Linked DNA regions of Homo sapiens: region 2 is linked to region 1. Evidence: chromatin contacts called from ENCODE Hi-C or POLR2A ChIA-PET data. All regions are on one chromosome and are shown on one strand. The core of a region is the stretch at or near the end of the contact, and the rest is flanking DNA. Distances in the headings are between cores, read along the strand shown.

What was found. Hi-C counts contacts between places; a loop is a spot of excess contacts on that map. ChIA-PET counts read pairs that join two places held with the same protein, here RNA polymerase II (POLR2A). Pooled maps may share reads with other maps.
Region 2: a loop to region 1 is called in a map of endothelial cell of umbilical vein, with 4 times the contacts of the local background. The contact joins two enhancer-like sites. A Hi-C loop is called at or near these places in 1 of 168 maps with a recorded cell type or tissue (endothelial cell of umbilical vein) and 1 of 50 pooled maps. POLR2A ChIA-PET finds 5 or more read pairs at or near these places in 2 of 52 experiments (BJ and OCI-LY7).

What each region holds. Positions count from the first base shown.
Region 1 is chr3:187,317,699-187,320,850 of GRCh38, reverse strand. No RefSeq gene overlaps it. Among named protein-coding and RNA genes, the nearest start is that of MASP1, 28 kb to the right of the region's middle. Within about 2 kb of position 1,735, at least 5 of the 41 ENCODE cell types and tissues checked have a DNase peak (open chromatin) inside an H3K27ac peak, as active enhancers do.
Region 2 is chr3:187,263,593-187,266,744 of GRCh38, reverse strand. The region is part of intron 2 of MASP1 (MBL associated serine protease 1); the gene reads left to right. Among named protein-coding and RNA genes, the nearest start is that of MASP1, 27 kb to the left of the region's middle. Within about 2 kb of position 1,689, at least 5 of the 41 ENCODE cell types and tissues checked have a DNase peak (open chromatin) inside an H3K27ac peak, as active enhancers do.

The DNA of each region.
Region 1 (3,152 bases), core at 486-2,985:
TACTAATATTAATTTACTTTCTATATGCAACTATGGCTATGGGAATTTAGGACCACATGAAGCAATAAGATCAAATGGAAATCTTGACCTGCTTGTTTGGGTGAATCAATTTTCCTGGAAGGCTCAGGGCACTGTGGGGAAAAAACGCATACGAGGTGAAAACATGGCTGTTGCTAGAGCCCAGGAGACCCTATGAGTTCAGTCAAGGCTGGGAGAGAGTCAGGGGCTCTACCCTGTGACCCCCAGGAGAGTTTGCACCCACCATGTCACAAGGGCACTGCTATATGCTCAGAAGGGAGCTGTGTTACGAATTTTCAAATGATTCACTGCTCTCTAGATCAAGGTTGTTGTTATCAAGCAAAAGCAGTAGGAAGAGTGTGTGAGTAGAGCACTCCGTAGTTAACAGAAGGTGTTCAGATACTTGCTGATTTGATTCTCAAACTACCCTGGACTGTCGGCTTCATCAAGACAGAGAATCATGTCTGTCCCATTCATTGCTATCAACTGTGCTAAGGACGGGGAGTGGCACGTAACAGGCGCTCCGTGCATATTTGTTAAATAAAAATAAAAGAACCCAATAAGATAAGAAATAGGAGTTATTATTCCTATTTTATAATTGAGGCCGAGAGTCCCACAGTTAATAAACGGCAGAGTCAAGACAAGACTGAGCATCTTAATCCCAAGGTCATTGCTAGCTATTTTGTCTTATGAAGCTTCTAGGTCACAAGCTTCAGGATGCAAAGAACTCCAAAGGTAGGAGCATATGGAGGAGCTGTACAGCGCAGAGAAAAGCAGGCAGAGTCCCTGGAGCTTCCCAGAACACAGAAAGATTTACAAAGAAAGCTCAGGACTGAGATGTGGACACCGACATGGCAAGAAGCTTCACTTCCTCCCTGCGTGGCCAGGACACATCCCCAGCGAGCAGGGACTCATTGGGGATATGTGTGGCTCTTTAGCCTCCCCTGCAGGAGAGTTTCAGAATGCACCCTCTCTAAGGGGCTGAAGTGCTCATAGGAAAGCCCAGATCTGATGGATGATCCACTATTGAGGTATTCCTAAACAGTGGGATGCATCACCCCCACTTCTCCAGAGGAAATAACCAAGAGTTTAGTCTTACTACAAATTAGAAAGCTGCTAATGTGCATAGCTCGTTATGAAGTACAACTATAAGACATTGGGTTCTTAAAGCTGAGAGGAACCCTAAATAGTCCATAGCCTGGGTTCCTAGATAAAAGGTCTGCGAAGCTGCTGAAATAATCTGCATATTATGAGTATTCTGGAGGGGATTGTCCATGACTTTCATCAGATCCTCAGAGGCGTCTCAGATTCAAACCCAGCCACAGGAGGGTCTAGAATTACCTCCTCAGCCCCTCAACTAAGCAGATTTGCTCAAAGCCGCAGGGATGGGAAGTCCGTCTTTCCCAAGGCAGCTGAGGTCATTTCCTGTGATCAATTCCTGCTCCCCACAGAGAGTGAGGAATGTACAGATGGTTCCACTAGAACCCGAACAAAACAACTCCCTCCATGTGTCCGGCATATGAGGTCCAAAAATGAGCTGTAGGGTGGGAGTACTGGGACAGCCTTCAAAATGCACCAGCCAGCACGGAAAGGGCTGCTTTTGAAATTTGTGCATTTAAAGACAACTAACGACTAGTTTCATTGCCTCCCCCAAAGTGAAGTTTTTAAGTGACAGATTCTGCTCCTCTGTCTCATAATATTCTTACATAAAGGTTAGGCATGGAGCTGATGGCACCCATCAGCCCCAAATTCGAGTAGACCACCCCCAGAATGAAGTCTAAGTCATGGAGACAAAGCCCCGCGCTTGTGCTGAATGAGATCCTCTAGTGCTCTCTGGTGGCTACGACTTGTTACTGCACCTTTCACAACACATTTGTACGAAGTTTGTATTTCTGATTTTTTTTAAGTATTCCAAAACTGAAATCAGTTTAAAGTCCTCTCTTTGCTTACATATGAGTTGGGGCTCAAGGATTGTATAATCAATATGTCATGTGACTTATCAATGGCAGAGCCAACACTGGGGCTTAGGCCTTTCCTCTTGTTCGGGAGCTGTTTCCCACTCTGAGATTTGAAGGTGGGTGCAAGTGAAACATGGTGGAGAGCAGGAACTGCCAGGCTCAGGGTGGGAGCAAGCAGGTGTGTTAAGGATATCTCCGGGGCACAGAGCAGATTTGAGAGTTGGGGGCGACCCAAGAGCTGCACAGGGGCCAAATCACCAAAGGTCCTTTATGCCAGGATATGGAGCTTAGCGTCTGTTTGTAAGGAGGAGAGCCCCATGAAGGATTTTAAGGAGGAGAGCAATGGGATGGGGTCAAGGCAGCAGTGGGGAGGATGAACTGGGAAGCATTAAAAAGTAGGCCCACAGGCCGGACACTGTGGCTCGTGCCTGTAATCCCAACACTTTGGGAAGCCAAGGACGGTGGATCACTTGAGGCCATGAGTTTGAGACCAGCCTCGGCAACATTATGAAACCCTGTCTCTACTAAAAATACAAAAATGGTGCATGTCTGTAATCCCACCTACCCAGCAGGCTGAGATACGAGAATCTTTTGAACCCGGGAGGCAGAAGTTGCAGTGAGCTGAGATCCCGGCACTGCACTCCAACCTGAACAACAGAGTGAGATCCTGTCCCACACACACACACACACACACACACACACACACACACAGAAAAAGTATGACCCACAGCCTGGGCTAAATAGCAAAGCCTCATCTCTACAAAATATTTAGAAATTAGCCAAGTGTGGTGGTGCACACCTGTAGTCTCAGGTACTTGGGAGGCTGAGTTGGGAGGATCTCTTGAGCTCAGAACATGAAAGCTGCACTGAATCGTGATCATACCACTGCACTCTTGCCTGGGTGACAGAGCAAGACCCTGTCAGGGTGGGTGTGGAGTGGGGGCGGGGAAGTGTGGTCCAGGGAAAGTGTCAGAATCTCCAGGAGAGACAGCTTATAATGCCTGTTCCTACCCACCTCCAGAGACTCCATACAGTCGGTCTGGACTAGAACTCCAGTCACACCTTTAGTAAGCAGAAAGCTCCTTGGGTGTTTCTGACACAAATGATTCCAGAGCCACACTTGAAGAGTCACTGGAGGAGAATGAGAGGAGGAGGCAGTCAAAGACAGAGGCAATT
Region 2 (3,152 bases), core at 440-2,939, 54 kb after region 1:
GCCTCTTGGCTTCTCCTTATCAGATGTGCCTTCCCAGCTCTCTGTCCTTAACAGAGCCCCTTTCTGACGCCAGGTAATGGGTAGTGGGGAGGAGCAGCTGAGATTTGAATACCCCAGGCCTTCACTATTTCCTCTCCCTACATACTCTACCCACCCCCTACCCTCCATCTATGATTTCTACCTGCCTACATTCTATTCACGTTTCAGTCTCCAGCTCAAAGATTATTCTCTTCTTCCTAAATGTTTTCTGATTTCCCTCAGCTGGATTCAATCTTTTCCATTCCTTAAACCCCCAGGGCAGCCCATCTTTGATTGCATTTACGATACCCTGAGAATACCCCAACACATATACCTTTGAGTACTTATCTTATTCTTCTACCAAGTGTCACATTCCTAGAGGCAGGGAACTTGCTTATTGAGCTCGTATAACAAATAAATAATTTTTGGCACCCTTCACATTAAAGTGTAGACAGAACTTAGTACACACATATTTGGTGAATTGAGTTGAAAGAAAACAAATTGAGGACATACAGCCACATGTTGGTGTCCTAAATAACAATAGTCTCTAAGGACATAGTCGCCCACAAGAAGAAATAGAAAAATGAAGAGTTTATTATTCGCAGCCACATGGGTCTCCATTATTATGAATGTTTTGTCTTCACTTGATAAGGTCCCTCCATCATGTTGATATGATGACCTCTGAGAGGGGACAGTCCAAATAGAAGCTAGGTCTCAATCTGCCTATACTCAGAGGTAAATGATCTTTATAGAACTCCATATTCCACAGCACAGGATGCAAATATTAACCGGGACCAGTGACCCCTCTGTTTAGGTTATGACTGGAGCTGTCACTGAGCCACATCCTCTCTAAGAGACAGTCCATGCACCCAAGATAAGGTTTCAAGAGGCCTTTGAGCCAGGAAAATTGTTTGGCCAAGTGTCTGTGTCTTTAGTCATGTACTCTCTGGGTTGGTGGGTTCTTTTCTCTCATCTCAGAATAGTTCCCAAAGCAAAACTGATATCAGAAAATGTTCATGTTATCTCTCCAGCCTTGAGCAAGTCACTTCCCCTCTCTTGACCTCTGTTTCCTATAGAAGGAGGCAGATAGAAATAGCTCTTAAAGGTCCCGCCCAGCTCTGATATTCCAGGACTCTATTCTGAGCTGCAGGCTGAATTCCCAGGGCCCCAGGCTACTGGCCTTCTCTTCTCTGCTTCTAAAAGGATGTATGGCTCAAATTTTCCCATGGGCCTCAGCTGGGGCATGCTTCCTGTTCTCTGGAATACTGTGGCTCTGCAGGTGATAACCATTTATCTGATTTATCTGCCATTATGAAAAGGTCCTTCAGCCCAGACGTTACAAGGAGGGAGGTCATTTATCACAGACCCTCAGTAGTATCTCCCTAATCCAAATGACCAGTGTGTTCACTTGAAAATGTTCATGTCCCAGTCACTGCAGAACCCAAGAGGCACTGGGGATACCAAGTTCCAGAAAGAAGCCTGTGTAGCTGGAACTATTAATGCCCAAGGCATGACTATTCATTATTAACAAATTCAAGTTCATCCGCAAGCAGTAATCCTGCATATGTTAAAACTCCTGCTTACCATCTTCTGGTTGGTTTATATAATATATGACTATGATGATTTGTTAGAACTGTGTTAGACTATGATGACTGCTATGTCTGGAATTGGAAAGGAATCTAGAGCTCAGCTAGTCCAAACCCCTGTTTTTACAAGTGGATAACTGAGAGCTAGAAAGGAGATGGCCCAAAATGCAGAATACGGCAGTGTCAGGAACAGGACCCAGGACCTCCAACTGCCAGGTTCCTGTATATCGTATTACTCCAAAGCAGAGGTCACCAAGATGGTGTACTCTAGTTCATGCAGTTACTCACAGAAGAATCCCTTTCCCAGGCCCTCATTCTAAATCTATTTAGCTTTTTTTTATTAAGTTCTAGCAAAAGCAGTTAACTGGTTTCTAATTCACAACATATTAAAAATAAGCAGACAGAAAAGTACAGTGAATAGGCTGATAAAAAGACAGGAAATAAAACATGACATAAAGAAGACTTCAGAAGTTCAAGGCTTTATAGTCCGGCAATGTTTAACGCCAGGTCAAGCGACATTACACAACTCAATATCCCCAAGATTATCACTTTAATATAGTATCACAATGGTTGACATTCATAACAATGTCCCTGGATCACCAAGAAAGGGTTAGCATGTTTCACTTGAGAAAGTGGGTACTTCTTTAAAGTACTTTTTTTTTTTTAAGTGTTACACCAAAAAGAAAATTTTTAGTTATAGTTAGGTAAAGCTTTGGCTATCTGGAAAACTGAGTCAGATAAAATAACACAGCAGCTGGGAGGTTCAAGGAAGTGACATTTCAGCTGTGTGCAGATAGGCACATTCTATAGTAACAAGACTGGTGTGAGTTCGGCTGGTATCTGCAGAGAAGAGGAATAAATAGCAAAGCCATGATCTCATCTTCTGTTTACACTTCAATTCCCAAAGTTAGTGATTAATTGTACTTGCGTTTTGTTGCCAGGGCAAATTGTTTTTCTTTGAAACTCCCACTTATTTTAAATAAATAAACCATTAGTTTCAAAACAGGAGTGTCAAATGTCAAGATATTTCTGACATGCTAAGCTAACGAACAAAACAATGAATTCATTAGAAGCTACTAGAGATAGCCGCCTTTGAGAACTTTTCTCTAATGACTTTGAAAGGCAGCAGGAATCATTCTTGGTAAGAGATTTTTTTCATGCATCTTGGCTAAAATTTGGTCCAGAGGTTGCAAACACAAATACAACTTAAAAGAATTGGATTAGGTATAAGATAATCGAATAGATACGTCAAGAATTTATACTCAAATAAATATACCAACTAGCTATCATACGAAGCTTCCCAAACTCCTGTCTCACATAAAATCAGCTTTAAGCCACCAGTTTAGGATCTCTGCTTGGATCTCTGAATTCGCACAGGGCCTCTGGCTCTTCCAAAGAAGGGAATTCTTTTAGCAAACAGGCATGTTTTTTGCATCTAAGTCTTAACACAAACATGTACACACAGAGATACACACTCAAACTATTTTTGGGTGATTCCAATAAATAGTTTCTGTATTAAGACTGCCTATTAAACATTAGTTTTCATTA